Linked DNA regions of Homo sapiens: all the other regions are linked to region 1. The links are chromatin contacts, found by Hi-C or POLR2A ChIA-PET in ENCODE. All regions are on one chromosome and are shown on one strand. Each heading gives the region's core, a stretch centred on a gene start or an enhancer-like site at or near the end of the contact. The rest is flanking DNA. Distances are from core to core; before and after follow the strand shown.

Region 1 (3,008 bases), core at 254-2,753:
AAACTACACTTTGTAGAATTGATTAGATTACCTTGTTTATTTAATGTGAGTTTGTGCCTTTTTGTCTCAATCTTCCAATACAGGTATATTGAGAAAAAAAGCAGTCTAATAAAATCCTAGACAGAACTTTCTGGAGTCCAGTTTGGTGATGTCCATTTTCCAGCTGTATGTATCCTCAAACTTGCACTGATAACCGCCATTTTACCAGGGCAGGATTAGGAAGAGGTACAAAGGTGTGTCTGAAAATTTTTGCACGTGGATTTCTGCATATAATAGTCCCGTGTCAGTTTACTTATGCAAACATTGCACATCTGAATTGTAATTCGGCCGTTTCCTACTGACAGGATGTCCTTTTGCTTTTGTCTGCCTCCTCTTCACATCTTCCTCTTTATCCACCCTACCAAACAAGCAAAACATTTATTTAAAGTAGTTTTAGGCCGGGCGCGGTGGCTCACACCTGAAATCGCAGCACTCTGGGAGGCCGAGGCGGGTGGATCAGCTGAGGTCAGGAGTTCGAGACCAGCCTGACCAACATGGCGAAACCCCATCTCGGCTAATTATTATTATTATTTTTTTTTTTTGAAACGAAGTCTCGCTCTGTCGCGCAGGCTGGGGTGCAGTGGCGCAATCTCGGCTCACTGCAACCTCCACCTCCCGGGTTCAGGCGATTCTCCTGCCTCAGCCTCCCGAGTAGCTGGGATTAACAGGCGCGCGCTATCAAGCCCAGCTAGCTTTTGTGTTTTTAGCAGAGACGGGGTTTCACCATGTTAAGGCCAGGCTGGTCTTAAACTCCTGACCTCAAGTGAGCCGCCCGCCTCGGCCTCCCAAAGTGCTGGGATTACAGGCATTGAGCCACCGCGCCCCGGCCTACGTTTCATTTATTGACGGCTAATTCTGTAGGAGTCCAGGAATCCCCAAACGTCCCATATGCAATAGGTAATCCAATAAGTTTGGAGTAGAAGCCTGAAAGTGGGCGTGGAGAACGGAGGCGCTCCCGCAGTAGCAGGAATGGGGAGATTACCTGCAGCCGGGGGGCGGGGGAGACCGGATCCCAGGCAGGACAGTGGCTAGGCTGCGTGTCCCCACCCCCGACCCTCGTTTGACCCCTGGGAGCCGGGGCGAAGACAGCACAAGGACGGAGCCCTCGGATCCCTCACGAGTGGGGCAGAGGCTGCGGCGGCGGCGAAGAGACAACTTCCGCCGGAAGACGGCCCCTGGCGCGGGGCACGCTGGGAGCTGCGGACGGCGGGCGCGGGCTGGGCCGGGTCTAGTGGCGGCCGCACACCTCGCGTCGTCTGGGGCAGTGTTGCGCGTGCGCTGATGACAGGCCCGACACGCCCCTCTTACGTCCGCGAACCCGTCTTCGCTCAGCCTCTCGCAGCTTTGCGCTCGTGGGAGAGTCCCGCCTCCTTCTGCGAACCGCACCACCCAGATCCCGGGGTGCGCGGAGGGCGCGTCTCTGACGGAAGCCGGGGCGGACGGTCGGAGTCCGGAAGAAAAACAGTCCGCGACAGCTAGGCGCGTGAGACCGGCCGCCCGCAGGGCTGCTCTGGCCGGGACCCGCTGGCCGGGAGACGCGAACCTGCCGGACCACCGCGCGGGGACGACGGCGGCCATGAGCTCGCGGAAGCTGAGCGGGCCGAAAGGCAGGAGGCTCAGGTGAGGGCACCCTGGCGGCAGAGGCAGGCCTGCTCGGGGGGATCGGCGCCCCTTGGGCTGCGGGCTGGGGGTGGACAAGGCACCAGACCTCCATGACTGCCTTTGGTTCAGAGGCGCTCTCGCCTTCTCCCACGCCTGTGTCAGGTGGGCTGTGTTGGGCCCGAGCCTCGCGCCCCCTCTAAGCCGAGGCCGCCAAGCTCGTTCCCACTGGGGCGCAGCAGGTGTCCCGGTTGCTTTCTGGAGAGGACAGCCGTGTGGGGTTGTTTGAGGTTAAAGACATAACGAGGCCGTCACCCTTCGGCTCTCGGTTAGAAATCTTTTTCCTACTTTTCATCAGCACATACATCAGGAGGTCTGCCTGATCCCATGGTGAACCCCGGGAATCCGAAATCAGATTGAGATAAGATCCTTTAGGGAAGTGACTTAGCCTGGTCTCTTGCCTGCTCTTTCACGGGGAACAACGCTAATCGCCCACTTAGTCTAAGTCACGATGCTTGGATTTGCTGCTAATCGTCGGATTTGAGAGTGGGAACAAGAAATCCGGACTTTTGCTCTCCATCCTCTTAGAGTGAGTCTGGGAAAAGAAGTCTCTGAGTAAAAGGTCTTTGTTCCTTAAGCCTCTGTCGGACAGCAGGGGGAGATCGTAAACAAATGAAGCTCAAAATCTCAGGCCGAGTGCCTGGGAAGGTGGTTTCTGTATAGTGTTGTTTATGCTAACAGGGAGGGACAGGAAGTTGCTTTAAACTGGCCAAGAATTTCTTGAAGTGCTTTTGAGAACGTCGACCTCTAAGGACGGGGTCTGTTGGAGGAGAGATGTTTTGGCATTAACTGCCCTTTTCTCCCATCCCCCTGTACCCTCTGCCATTCCAGATCTCCAGCTGCTGCAGGTACTCCTCATCGTGTGCCTAGGACTCATGCTAGGCTGTTCCTGGTCTCTGCAGGGTCTGTAGCTCCTGCCCGCTCTGTGCTCCGCACAGTCTGAGGCTTCTTGAAGAGCTGCTGTGACTGACTGTTCCACTAAAGACATCTGTAGGTCTCTCTTTCCTGAGCCTCTGACTGGATCCAGTGTCATTGAGGCCCCTTATCTAGTTTTCTTGCTTCCCTAAGACTTGTAAGCTGAGGTGGAAAATATCCAACTGATGACTTTTCCCCAGAGAGTACTCTTTATTTTTCACGGAATACTACGCAGACATAGAGCATAGACTCTTAAGAGAGATGTCGAGAAACCTGTTACTTAAAAACTCCTTGGCCGGGCGCGGTGGCTCAGGCCTGTAATCCCAGCACTTTGGGAGGCTGAGGCGGGCGGATCACCTGAGAGATCAGGAGTTCAGGACCAGCCTGGCCAACAT
Region 2 (3,008 bases), core at 338-2,837, 340 kb after region 1:
CTTGGCCCTCCCAATCCTGTGTGCTAGTCAGGGACGGTGGGAGGGTGACAGCTGCAGGGAGGGGCGGCAAGAGACAGCGCTGGTGCCTGAGCCAGGAGGATTGGGGCGGAGGGAGCCCTGGGGACGCAGGGACGGGCTAATAATATTGAAAACCACTTCTGCTGCAGCCACCTGTAGAGGCTTCCCCACCCAGAGCATCATCCTGTGCGTCTCCCAGGGGCTCCCCAGCCTGTGATGAGTGGGTGACCCCCATCTCCCCTGGGGCAGCTGCAGAGGCCTCTGCCCAAGCAGCTTATGGGGCTTCCTCTCAGCATCCTGGGGGAGGAGCTGCTTCTCCCCTTAAGAACTAGATGTGTGTGTGTCTGTTTGGAGTGATGAGGACCGACCCCCACACCCCTCCAGCGTTCTGCGGGTGCCGACCACACTGCCCCCGGCAAAGGCCAGGCTGACTTAACCTTCCTGGTAGGCCTCTGTAGGGCTGGGCTCCCAGAAGTTTTCCCCTTAAGCTGCCTGGGGATGGGGTGGGGTGGAGACAGCTCCGGTATCTGAAATGTCACTATCTGGGGTACCGGGCCCCCTGGGTGGGCCCCACTGCTTCCCTTTCCCTGGGTTCAGGAAGGGGCTTCAGCCCCACTGCCCTGGACCCCCCTGGCCTGACTCCCCTCCTGTCCTTCCCTGCTCCAGGGTCGCTTGGCCCAAAGAGGTCTGTGGGGAAGCTGCCATGGCTCCCACAGAATCAGCCCACAGGAGACAGGCATGGGGCCCCCAATCTCTTCACTGCCCTTGGGCGAGGGGGTCTTCCTTAGAGGGAATTTCGTCTCTAAACGGTCATTTCTCAGGCCTCTTGACCCGACTTCCCACCATTTCTAGGTGATGATGCAAACACGATGGGCTTTCCAGGCCGCGGCTCGGGGTCCCCAGGAGGGGTCCTGGAGGGGAACGCGTGGAGCCCTTGGGGCTTCTCCTGGCTCCAGTTTGTCCTCCGCCCAGGAGGGGCACATGTGGGACTGTCCTGGCCCCACAGCCCCCGTGACTTCGGTCCTCCCGGGTCTCCACCCGCCCCCCTCCATGTGTGGCGGGAACGGCCGCGCTCAGAGGTCAGGGGTGTGGAAAGGGACGAGCGGGGGAAGGTTCGGGAGGAGAGAGGCGCGTCCCGCGGCGCGCAGGACGTTCACCCCGTGGGTCCCGCAGCGGGTCTGGCTGGGGAGGGGCCCGGCCGCCGCTCCCGCCCGCGAAGCCGCGCTTGGAGATCCCGGGCGGGAGGTGATGTCACCCCTGTGGGCTCCCGGGCCCCCCACGGCACCTGGTTTGCGGATCGCCAGGATCCTGCTGAGCCCGGCGCGGGGGGGACGAGGGGGACCTGGGTCTGCGCCGCCGCCTGGAGACCCCCCGAGACCCCCGCGGCCCCTCCTCGCCCAGCGCCGGAGCCCCGCTGCCCCCTTAGCCCGGCCGGGGGCGTCCTGCGGAGGGCGGAGCCTCGAGCCGATTGGTCCCTCCCCGCCCCGCCCCCGCACCAAAGCCCCGCCCCCGCACCAAAGCCCCGCCCCACCACGAAGCCCCACCCCCGCCCCGCCCCCCGCGAAGTTGCTCATCGGTTCCGGGATCCGCAGCTGGGCTCGGCGCGGCCGCTGGGGCCGGGAGGGTTCGGGAGGGTTTTGGGGGCTCCCGCCCCGCCCTCGCCCCTGCCCCGGCCGCCCCGCGCTCCTCCCGGGGACCTGGTTCCCGGCCTCCTCGCCCCTCCGCGCTCGCAACTTCGGCCTCCCCCGGCTCCCGCCCGCTCTCCCTCCTTTGTTGCGCGATGAGGGTCGGGTTTCGGATCTGACCGAGCCGCCGCCGCGGGATGGAGCCGCTCAGCCACCGGGGCCTGCCGCGCCTGTCCTGGATCGACACCCTCTACAGCAGTACGTGTGCCGGGCGGGGGCGGGACCCCAGGATCGGGATCGGGACCCCAGGATGGAGATCGGGACCCCAGGATCGGGATCGGGACCCCAAGATCGGGATCGGGACCCAGGCACCGGGCTGGTCCGGGGAGCGCGGGCGGGGGCGAGATCGGGGTCCGGATCGGGGTCGGGTTGGGAATCGGGATCGGGGTCGGGACCCAGGAGCCGGGCTGGTCTGGGGGGCGCGGGCGGGGGGTCCCCAGAGAGGATTCCTGCGGTCCGGGGGCGGGGACCGTGGGCGGACCGAGCCGAGAGCTGCGTCCCCCCTCCCACCTGTTGTGAACCCGGCCTCCGCGAGCCTCAGGGGAGGGAGGCCCTTCTGGGTGCTGCCCCCGCCCCTGGACCGGCAGCTTCTCTGTCCAGGCTGAAGCCGAAAGGCCGTTTTGGGAGCAGTCGTTGGCACCCGAGTTTGCCACCCCAGGGGCACCGGGTCATGTGTGGTTCAGGGCCCAGGGGTTCGGTGCTGGGGTGGGATCGGGTGGGAGGGGAGACGGGGGGTGCAGATATCCGCGGGGGCCGTTTGGATGCGGGAGCTGAAAATCCCGGGCTCAGCAATCTTTCCTGCCAGCCTCATCACCACCCCCACCCTCATCATCACCACCACCCTCAGAAGAAAAAAAAAACAAACCTTCTCGAGTTCTCCACCCCCTCGCTCCCAAATCTCTCTGGATCATGTGATTGCTCTTGCATGGCCCCGGGGGATGCGTAACTGATCACGGGTAATGGTGTGGGGGGGCTTGGGGCGAACCGAGAGCCGCCCCCCGCCCCCACCACCGCACCTTGCTCCTGCTCCGTTGCTAGAAAGGCACCGCCCCTTCTCCCCACCCTTCCCTGAGACACCTTTCCCGAAAGCTCTCAGGGATTAGGAAGAGGGTCCTCCTGGGCTTACATAGTGGATTTCGCCCTTCCTGGCCCACGTGAGTGGGACCCTCCCACTCTCTCAGCACATCTCCCAGGCAGGAGTTGGGGGAGGCACGTGGGGCCACGTGGAGCCTGGTTCAGCCTGATTCTAGGCACTGGATGCCATGGAACAGGAGCGTTTTCTTTCTTTTTTTTTTTTTTTGAGAC
Region 3 (3,008 bases), core at 509-3,008, 300 kb after region 1:
CGGATTACTTGAAGTCAGGAGTTCGAGGCCAGCCTGGCCAACATGGTGAAACCCCGTCTCCACTAAAAATACAAAAATTAGTCGGGCGTGGTAGCACGTTCCTGTAATGCCAGCACTTTGGGAGGCCGAGGCGGGCGGATCACCTGAGGTCAGGAGTTCAAGACCAGCCTGGCCAACATGGTGAAACCCCGTCTCTGCTAAAAATACAAAAATTAGCTGAGCATGGTGGCACGTGCCTGTAATCCCAGCTACTCAGGAGGCTGAGGCAGGAGAATCGCTTGAACCTGGGAGGTGGAGGTTGCAGTGAACTGAGATTGCACCACTGCACTCCAGCCTGGGCCACAGAGCAAGACTCCGTCTCAAAAAAACAAAACAAAATAAATAAGAGCACGCTGTCTAGGACCACATTGCCTGGGTTCGATTCACGGCTCTGCCACTTAACTGCTATGTGACCTTGAGCAAATTCCTCAACCTTTTTGCACCTCAGTGTTTATATTTGTAGGCTAGGGGACGATGATAATATAATATCAATAGTCAAGTAAGTTGGCGTGAAGGTTAAATAAGTCAATATGTATATAACATACCTTGAACCAGACCTGACACATGGTAACCACTCAGTACGTGTTGGTTAATTTTATGATTATCCCCACTGTTACTAGTTTGGCCATGCTTCTTGCTGAAATAGACTATAAAGGTGAAACATGGTATCTTGCTCATCTTGTTGCCTGGTCATAACCTTAATTGAAACTGAAAATCCTGTAATTTGAATAATCCAAGAGCTGGAACAGCGAAGCATCCAATTACAGACGCGTCACGGCTGCAGCCTTGGGGGGGACGGTGAGGCGGCCGCACTGTGCTCTGGGGTTGGGGTCCTATTACGGAGAAAGCCTCGTTTTGTAGGCAGCTGCCTCGCCTTCTGTTTGGCTGCATAATTGCGCCTTTCCGTTTTATTTTAAAGCATCTTGAGGAATCCAGAGCCCACTCCTGCTGACAGCAGGGAAAGCCGCCGCATGTCCCATCTCTAATGAGCCTCCATGATGCTCTGTGGCCCCACCTAGGCAGCAGGCTGGGCTGGCATCCGCTGGCTCTCTGAGCACAGCTCACCATGCTGGGCTTCATTATGGGGCTCCCTGAACACCCCTAGGATCCCCCCACGCCTGTCCTCATTGTCTCAGAGGGCACAGAGTGGCTTCCTGAATGCCGAGCTTGTTGGTAACCTTTGTGGGCTGGCAGTGAGCACGCAGAAATTAATTATTCATATCAATGGGCTGAAGGAGCTGTTGTTCACTGAGGTGACTCCCCTTTGGCCACCAGACCCAGAGTTCCCCAGGGTCTTTAGACAGGCAGAGGACAGCGCAGTCCTTAGAGACAGCTGCAACAGCAGGGTGGCACGTGGCCGGCCCCAGGCTAAGTGCAGTCTGCTGATGTGCTTTGTTTGGGCTACAGAGGGTTAAAACAAAATTGGATCCATTTAAAACCAGGTTTTACCTAGCAATCTGGATTTCTGGATTTTCTTGAAAGATGGGAAGATGGGCAATGTGAATGGGAGGCATTAGTTAGAGCCGACGGGCCCCTTCAGGCTGGACGTGATTTTGCCAATGGCGTCAGCTTTCCTCTGGCCCCTTTCTCCACTTCTGACGTGAGAGGAGTGAGTCTAGTGCAGGGAACAGAGGAAGACTCGGAGCTGGGTTTGCGGCTGCCTCTGCTACTCACTCCTGCGTGACTCTAGGCAAATGACACAGCCCCTGTGGGCCCCGCTCTCCTCCTCTGGAGCAGGGGGTTATAACAGCTTCCCTACCTCGCAGATTTGTGAGAACTGAGCAAGTTGATATAAGGGCTGAGCCTGGCACATAGTAAGTTCTATTTAGGTGTTCAGTTTCTTTCTTTTTTTTTTTAGTATTTATTGATCATTCTTGGGTGTTTCTCGGAGAGGGGGATTTGGCAGGGTCATAGGACAATAGTGGAGGGAAGGTCAGCAGATAAACAAGTGAACAAAGGTCTCTGGTTTTCCTAGGCAGAGGACCCTGCGGCCTTCCGCAGTGTTTGTGTCCCTGGGTACTTGAGATTAGGGATTGGTGATGACTCTTAACGAGCACGCTGCCTTCAAGCATCTGTTTAACAAAGCACATCTTGCACCGCCCTTAATCCATTTACCCTGAGTGGACACAGCACATGTTTCAGAGAGCACGGGGGTTGGGGGTAAGGTCACAGATCAACAGGATCCCAAGGCAGAAGATTTTCTCCCAGTACAGAACAAAATGGAGTCTCCTATGTCCACCTCTTTCTACACAGACACAGCAACAATCCGATTTCTCCTTCTTTTCCCCACATTTCCCCCTTTTCTATTCGACAAAACCGCCATCGTCATCATGGCCCGTTCTCAATGAGCTGCTGGGTACACCTCCCAGACGGGGTGGCGGCCGGGCAGAGGCTGCACTCTGGGCACTTTGGGAGGCCAAGGCAGGCGGCTAGGAGGTGGAGGTTATAGTGAGCCGAGATCACGCCACTGCACTCCAGCCTGGGCACCATTGAGCACTCAGTGAACGAGACTCCGTCCGCAATCCCGGCACCTCGGGAGGCCGAGGCTGGCAGATCACTCGCGGCTAGGAGCTGGAGACCAGCCCGGCCAACACAGCGAAACCCCGTCTCCACCAAAAAAATACGAAAACCAGTCAGGCATGGCAGCGCGCGCCTGCAATCGCAGGCACTCGGCAGGCTGAGGCAGGAGAATCAGGCAGGGAGCTTGCAGTGAGCCGAGATGGCAGCAGTACAGTCCAGCTTCGGCTCGGCATCAGAGGGAGACCGTGGAGAGAGAGGGAGAGGGAGAGCTCTTTCTTTTCTTTTTTTTTTTTTTGAGACAGAGTCTTGCTCTGTCACCCAGGCTAGAGTGTAGTGGGGAGATCTAGGCTCACTGCAATCTCTGCCTCCTGGGTTCAAGTGATTCTCCTGCCTCAGCCTCCTGAGTAGTTGGGACTACAGGCACACACCATCACGCCTACCTAATTTCT

Evidence for each region. Hi-C counts contacts between places; a loop is a spot of excess contacts on that map. ChIA-PET counts read pairs that join two places held with the same protein, here RNA polymerase II (POLR2A). Pooled maps may share reads with other maps.
Region 2: a loop to region 1 is called in a map of CD8-positive, alpha-beta T cell, with 22 times the contacts of the local background. The contact joins the promoter of ABR here to the promoter of INPP5K in region 1. A Hi-C loop is called at or near these places in 1 of 168 maps with a recorded cell type or tissue (CD8-positive, alpha-beta T cell), 6 of 37 single-sample maps with no recorded cell type and 6 of 50 pooled maps. POLR2A ChIA-PET finds 5 or more read pairs at or near these places in 1 of 52 experiments (OCI-LY7).
Region 3: a pooled map shows a loop between it and region 1 (4-fold over the local background). The contact joins the enhancer-like site here to the promoter of INPP5K in region 1. A Hi-C loop is called at or near these places in 1 of 37 single-sample maps with no recorded cell type and 9 of 50 pooled maps. POLR2A ChIA-PET finds 5 or more read pairs at or near these places in 4 of 52 experiments (A673, CD4-positive, alpha-beta T cell, PC-9 and 1 more).

The regions. Positions count from the first base shown.
Region 1 is chr17:1,515,107-1,518,114 of GRCh38, reverse strand. INPP5K (inositol polyphosphate-5-phosphatase K) reads left to right here and starts at 1,503. Exons shown (of 12, transcript NM_016532.4): 1 at 1,503-1,659. The coding sequence starts at 1,616. PITPNA (phosphatidylinositol transfer protein alpha) reads left to right here. Exons shown (of 12, transcript NM_006224.4): 12 at 1-397. It overlaps PITPNA-AS1 (PITPNA antisense RNA 1), which reads right to left and starts at 1,196. Exons shown (of 2, transcript NR_028514.1): 1 at 1,022-1,196; 2 at 19-397. RefSeq lists a silencer at 1,118-1,417.
Region 2 is chr17:1,178,560-1,181,567 of GRCh38, reverse strand. It overlaps ABR (ABR activator of RhoGEF and GTPase), which reads left to right and starts at 1,587. Exons shown (of 23, transcript NM_021962.5): 1 at 1,587-1,901. The coding sequence starts at 1,841. RefSeq lists an enhancer at 780-1,546.
Region 3 is chr17:1,215,066-1,218,073 of GRCh38, reverse strand. It overlaps a transcript of ABR not described here. Among named protein-coding and RNA genes, the nearest start is that of ABR-AS1, 35 kb to the right of the region's middle. RefSeq lists an enhancer at 730-1,727. Within about 2 kb of position 1,758, at least 3 of the 41 ENCODE cell types and tissues checked have a DNase peak (open chromatin) inside an H3K27ac peak, as active enhancers do.